Regions from separate parts of the Homo sapiens genome. Here region 1 is linked to region 2. The links are chromatin contacts, found by Hi-C or POLR2A ChIA-PET in ENCODE. All regions are on one chromosome and are shown on one strand. Each heading gives the region's core, a stretch centred on a gene start or an enhancer-like site at or near the end of the contact. The rest is flanking DNA. Distances are from core to core; before and after follow the strand shown.

Region 1 (2,744 bases), core at 244-2,743, 190 kb before region 2:
TTTTCAACACAGCTGAATTCTATATATCACTATCTTCAATGGCAAAAGGAACACCTTGTTTACATCTTTCTGAAAACCTAAATACTGAATTATTGGCAAGGTATACATTCAAATAACTTGCTTTATGAGAGAAATGAGTTGCAATATTTTCCTTCTTATTATAGGAGTTATCTTCAACAGTATCCACCCAGATATCACACACGCATGCCCATATAACAAGCTCAAAGACTAGATGGATCTCACCCACAACACAGACCAGCGAAGTTCAAACAATTACGAAGACTGAAAAAGGCAAGTGTCACTGGCCATCTTCCTCCTCGAAACCCAGAGGGTCCGTGTTCTATGCCCACCACGAGAGGCCACAGGGGAGCTGAAAAGCTAACATAGGAAGCCCCTTAAGCTGCTCCATGTGTCCTAAAAGGGAGAAATAAAACAGAACCAACAACCCAGCCAGCACCACCATTGTGGGGAAACCTGGGACCCACCAATCTAACAAAAGGACACCCCTTTTCCTGGCCTGGACTTGTCTATAAGGAGCCAACACTTAATCAGTACAAAAGGAAACAGAAGAATGGAGGAAGGCATTGTCTTACCTTGTTACCGAAGGTCTCCCTCAACCCACCTCTGTATCAATTAAAACCACACAGCCCCAGTTATGCAGCCAGTGCACTACAAGGAAGGCCACCGCTGCACGTCCTGAGGGATTCCACAGAAGAGCACACACAGGAAGTCATCTGAACTCACTGAAGAATTAGCGCCGACGTGGGCTACAGCAGGACCCTCCATTGAATGACAATACATTTCAGCTGAGCAGCTTTATACATAAGTGCTTGAAGTTACTCCTTCTCTCAGCTCTGTTGTGGATTTCTGGCTTCTCAGCCCATTGCCCCCAGCCCCCAACCCAGCTCTGCAGAAAGTGAGGTGTCTGCAGCGTGTGCTCCTTGGCCCACAGCCATCCGTCACCTGTATCTCAGGTGATCCCAGGCACACGGCCATGAGATATTAAAGCAATCCCTCCTAGTCATAAGAGAATGGTTTCAATTTAACAGGCAAGGTTGAGAGCATTTTCAAGTTACGTTCGGCCAGATGAGTACTGGCAACAATACCTCATTCTTCTTGCAGAAGGGATATAAGGTGAGAGATATGAAAGTCCAGGACATCAAACGTTCCTACCTGACTTTGTTCTTAATAACAGAAATTCCATCTTAAAAACTGTACCCAATCCACACTCTGTGTGCTTGCTTTAAGAATATAAAATCTCTCCCCTCCATCCTTATGGGTTTTTCTCCACCCCACCACCGACACACACAATATTTAAATCAACTCAGTATGATGACAGATGAAAAGGAGAAACATGCACTTCCAAGGCAGAGCAGAAGATGAGAAATGACTCTGATGTTTTTGGTTAACTAAGCAAAAATGTTTTAGTCGTTCAAGATTATGACGCTGTCCTCAGTTCAACCTCAGATTCACTGGCAAGTTCTTCTTCTCCACGAGAGGGAGCCGTTGAGCCGAGGCCTCTGCCAGCCTTTCAAAACAGAACCAGAGGCCCAGAGAGAGAAACAGTTGGTGGCTGGGGGTAGTCCATTTGCACTTTAAAACTTGAATCAAAAACAAAGAGCCTAAACAGAAGCGAAATGCACTGGACAGACAGTGAGTTATGGAAGGGGAGGAGCAGCCTGCTCAAACACTGACCGCAGCAGCAGATGGGCAGGAGCCTCCTAGCCAAGGCCAAGGCCAAGGCAAATGTGCTCTAAAAGAGATGCCTGGGTTCCACTGGGCAATCTAGATGTACCTATAACCTCTCCTCCCACTGAAGGCAATGTAACTGAGTCACAAATACCCCACCACCAGCAAGTGCAATTCAAATGACAAAATAATGTCATGAGAAGAAAACCTTTAACTTTTTTAAAAACTAATATGATTTTCTATGTTTCCTTCTCAATAGCCGTATTTTCCAGAACTTTAAAAGAATATTCTCAATTCCTTGGCCCTCTCTGAATCTTACTAGGGCAGGATTTTTCTGCAAGGCTTGTACATTTTCATATGAAAACCTCTTCAGTGACAGTAGCCTATAGCTCAATGGAAGGTCCTGCAAAACCAGTGGGATTAGCCAGTTGATCATTTTCTTCTCACACTCAGCCTCAGCGTAAGAAATGAGAATCACATGTGGCCACATCTGGTTCAATATCCTGGCTTACAAACCACACAAATTTCTACACAAGTACAAAACCTGCTCATGACTCTCTTGGAAAACTAATACTTCAAAACCCTTGCTAGAAATAAAGCTCGTCTGTTGGACTATCCTAAACTTGTTACTTTCTGTCACTGCATGTAAGCAGAAGTACTACTGCAGGAAAGCAACAGAAAAACACCATTTGCTCCTTGGTGAGACCCTTACCATACAACCAAATTATTACCCAGGGGCACTCCCAGCCCCATGACAATGCAATGTTATACAGGCATGTGCATTCCATGACAAAGACAGCTCATTTGGTATAATCGAGAGTAAACGGCCGGGGCCAGAGCCCTCTCACCAAGAAAAAGGCTTAGGTGAAGTACGCACTGGTGTGTTCTAACTCTCGGGTTCTAGGGACTCCATAAATCGCACACACTATCAAATGGCATTGCCCAGTTCGCACGAGGGGAAGTGGTTTTAGACTTGGAAGACAGGTGCATGCACCCACACAGTTCATTATAGCAAGCAGAGCAAAGGCACTTCTCGGCAGCACCCCCTAAAAATT
Region 2 (3,197 bases), core at 597-3,096:
AGACCAGCCTGGGCAACATGGCAAAACCCCATCTCTACTAAAAATACAAAACTTAGCCGAAAATGGTGCCGTATGCCTGTGATCCCAGCTCCTAGGGAGGCTGAGGCAGGAGAATCACCTGAATCCGGGGGTGCAGAGGCTGCAGTGAGCGCCACTGCACTCCAGTCTGGGCAACAGGAAAAAATGTTTTCTTCTTCTTTGAGACACAGTCTCACTCTGTAGCCCAGACTGGAGTGCAGTGGAACTGTCTCGGCTCACTGCAACCTCCACCTCCGGGGTTCAGGCGATTCTCCCGCCTCAGCCTCCTGAGTAGCTGGGACTACAGGCGCCTGCCACCACGCCCAGCTCATTTTTTGTGTACCTTTAGTAGAGACAGGTTTCACTGTGTTGGCCAGGTTGGTTTCAAACTCCTAACCTTGTGATCCGCCTACCTCGGCCTCCCAAAGTGCTGGGATTACAGGCATGAGCCACCACGCCCAGTCTAAATTTTTTAATGTTAAAAATATATATATAATATACATTAATATAATTGATTATATATAATAATGTAATTAATATAAAATATATATATTAACTTCAAAGTACAATGGGTAAGGTCAGGAAAAAAAATAAGCTGCCTATTTCCCCACCTTCCATTTTCCTTCACTCCACTTGCCCCTTGTGTTTTACTCCTAGGTTTTAACAAAAGTCAAAAAAAATTTTTAAGTACCTAAAAATTAAGTTTAAGGAAGATGGTATTTTTCCCCTTTCCCCAGAATGTGGACTAAATAAACAGTATGATCCTTATGAAATGTGACTGTGTTGGGCCAGGCACGGTGACTCACGCCTGTAATCCCAGTACTTTGGGAGGCCGAGGCGGGCGGATCACCTGAGGTCAGGAGTTCAAGACCATCCTGGCCAACATGGTGAGACCCTGTCTCTACTAACTAAAAATACAAAAATTAGCTGGGCGTGTGGCAGGCGTTTGTAATCCCAGCTACTCGGGAGGCTGAGGCAGGAGAATCGCTTGAACCCAGGAGGCAGAGGTTGCAGTGAGCTGAGATTGTGCCATTGCACTCCACCCTGGGCAACAAGAGCAAAACTCCGTCTCAAAAAAAAAAAAAAAAAAAAAAAGAAATATGACTATGTTGTTAATGAGAAAAGAGGCTGGCTGGCTCACTGCAGGGGGAAGGAATTCTTGAGTTTTTGTTGTTCCTACTGCTGTGGATGATGAACTCGACACCAAAGGAGATTGTCCCCCTCAAATCTTAACAACCTAACTGTGACGCACTTAAGAGCGTCTGCCACTTGTGATCTCAAAGTACGAAAAGCTGAAGTTACTTGCCAACAGAAACCCGGGAAAACTGTAAGCCTCGAGGATTGCTGGTAGAGCTTCTAAAAATCTGACGTTTAGAAAGATAGATTTGGTCCCACAAGTGGGCCACCAGAAATGGAACTGAAATTTGTCTCTGCATTTTAAAAACTGTAACCAAAACCACAGATGAATAGTAGAAAACTATTTCCTTACAAAAGTTCAGAATAATGTATTAATGGGTAAGATAATGCATATAACACAAATACCTAAAGATATAGTGAACTCCCTTGTAAATTCATAATACACTGTCCAAGGAATTCACAGGACTTTATTTAAACAGTTAATACATAATACATCTCTCACACACAGAATGTTAACAATTAGATATTGGAGGGGTGCTCCAAAGAGATGGGGGTGGGGAGGAATCAAGGCCAAGAACCCTGAAGACCCCTTGAACTCCATTTATTTTCAGTCAACAATGGTGTCTGCTTCTGCCAAGTACCCAGTGATGAGGCTGTGGTTAGGGGAAAATGAGGTGCTTTTACTCACACATCAGAACCACATTCTAGTTTGAATCTAAACTCATCCACAAATGCAAACAAGAAGAGAAAGAAACAGCACTAAAGAATGAAACCAATTTTAACTCTAAGCTAAGCTATGTTGTAGGGCAAGAGGAGGAGGATGGGGAATGAAATTTAGCGTGGCGAAAACTGGAAACAACCAAAGGCATTCAGCTGCTCAGGAGGCTTTTCCCCTCTCCAAAGTGGAGTGACAGAATTAGCCAGAGCCAGCACCCTCCCTGCACCCTTTTCTCCTGGGGTAGGCCCACAGCGGAGTTGCTCTCTGAATAAGAAATCCTGCATTACGCTACATAAAGGAGGGACAGTGTGCAGGATGACCGGCCAACATCAATCTTCAATGGCCATTTCTTAAAATCCTTCTTCACGTTTTCTTCAACAATACCAGCTACATGGCCAAGATTTAAAAGATGGAAGGCCTTTGACAACTTCCTCAAGCCCAGGCTCATTTACCAGCTGGAAACTGCAGGCAAGAAACCCTGTCCAACCAAAAAATCCCAGACTTGTGCTGGCTCCCAGTGGGCACCCCTCCTGCCAATCAGTGAGAAGAGAAAACTTGGTTGTGGTGACCCCAAAACAAGTCTTAAATGTTCCATCATAACTGGTTGTAAAAAGCAGTCAGCTGAAAGGGCCAATAAAGAGAGCGAAACACATGCTGGAAACAGCTGCTCCACCCCTCCCTGCACCTCACCAAGCAGATAAGATGCACCACCTCAACCTTGCAACCTGATGGTGCCCCCTGCCAGCACTGGACACACCCATGGACTCCCAGGAAAAACAGAAAATGCTCATAATCTAAGAAAGCAGATACTAAGTAAATTGGCCAGAGCTACTGCATTCTCTCTGGATGCAGGGCAGAAATCCTTAAGAGTCACAGAGCAGCCTATGGGTGGATTTTAAAGCCTACAAGGAAACGTTCAATAAATATTTGTTGATTGATTTTTTTAAAGAGATGATTAAAGGGTTAGAGGGGGAAAGGCCATGCTACAAAGGTCAAAAGTAAAGCATCACTCATCTAGATATGGGAGTCTGTGAAGGGCCTTCCGATGATTGTCTGGCTGCTTCAGAGAAGGACTGTAACCATGAGCTGGCTGCTCTCTGGTGTCTGCAACTTGGACGGACTGGGAGAGGTGGCCTGGAGGCTTAGAATCCTCTGGCTTTAGAGTCCTCTAAAAAAAGTGAATAAATTATCACCTCTCCAGATTTTACCAAAAAGTGCAGGTTTAACTAACCAAGTTACAGTGGGTGGGCGGGGGGGGGGGGGGGATCAGCAAATTATGTCCATTCTCTACCACCAGCTCCAGGAGGGAGGAAAAGGAGCAAAA

Evidence for each region. Hi-C counts contacts between places; a loop is a spot of excess contacts on that map. ChIA-PET counts read pairs that join two places held with the same protein, here RNA polymerase II (POLR2A). Pooled maps may share reads with other maps.
Region 1: a pooled map shows a loop between it and region 2 (2.7-fold over the local background). The contact joins two enhancer-like sites. A Hi-C loop is called at or near these places in 5 of 50 pooled maps. POLR2A ChIA-PET finds 5 or more read pairs at or near these places in 2 of 52 experiments (WTC11 and activated T-cell).

What each region holds. Positions count from the first base shown.
Region 1 is chr6:15,490,325-15,493,068 of GRCh38, reverse strand. All of the region lies in intron 6 of JARID2 (jumonji and AT-rich interaction domain containing 2), which reads right to left. Among named protein-coding and RNA genes, the nearest start is that of DTNBP1-AS1, 54 kb to the left of the region's middle. RefSeq lists an enhancer at 878-1,379. Within about 2 kb of position 1,493, at least 8 of the 41 ENCODE cell types and tissues checked have a DNase peak (open chromatin) inside an H3K27ac peak, as active enhancers do.
Region 2 is chr6:15,304,245-15,307,441 of GRCh38, reverse strand. The region is part of intron 1 of JARID2 (jumonji and AT-rich interaction domain containing 2); the gene reads right to left. Among named protein-coding and RNA genes, the nearest start is that of JARID2-AS1, 57 kb to the right of the region's middle. Within about 2 kb of position 1,846, at least 3 of the 41 ENCODE cell types and tissues checked have a DNase peak (open chromatin) inside an H3K27ac peak, as active enhancers do.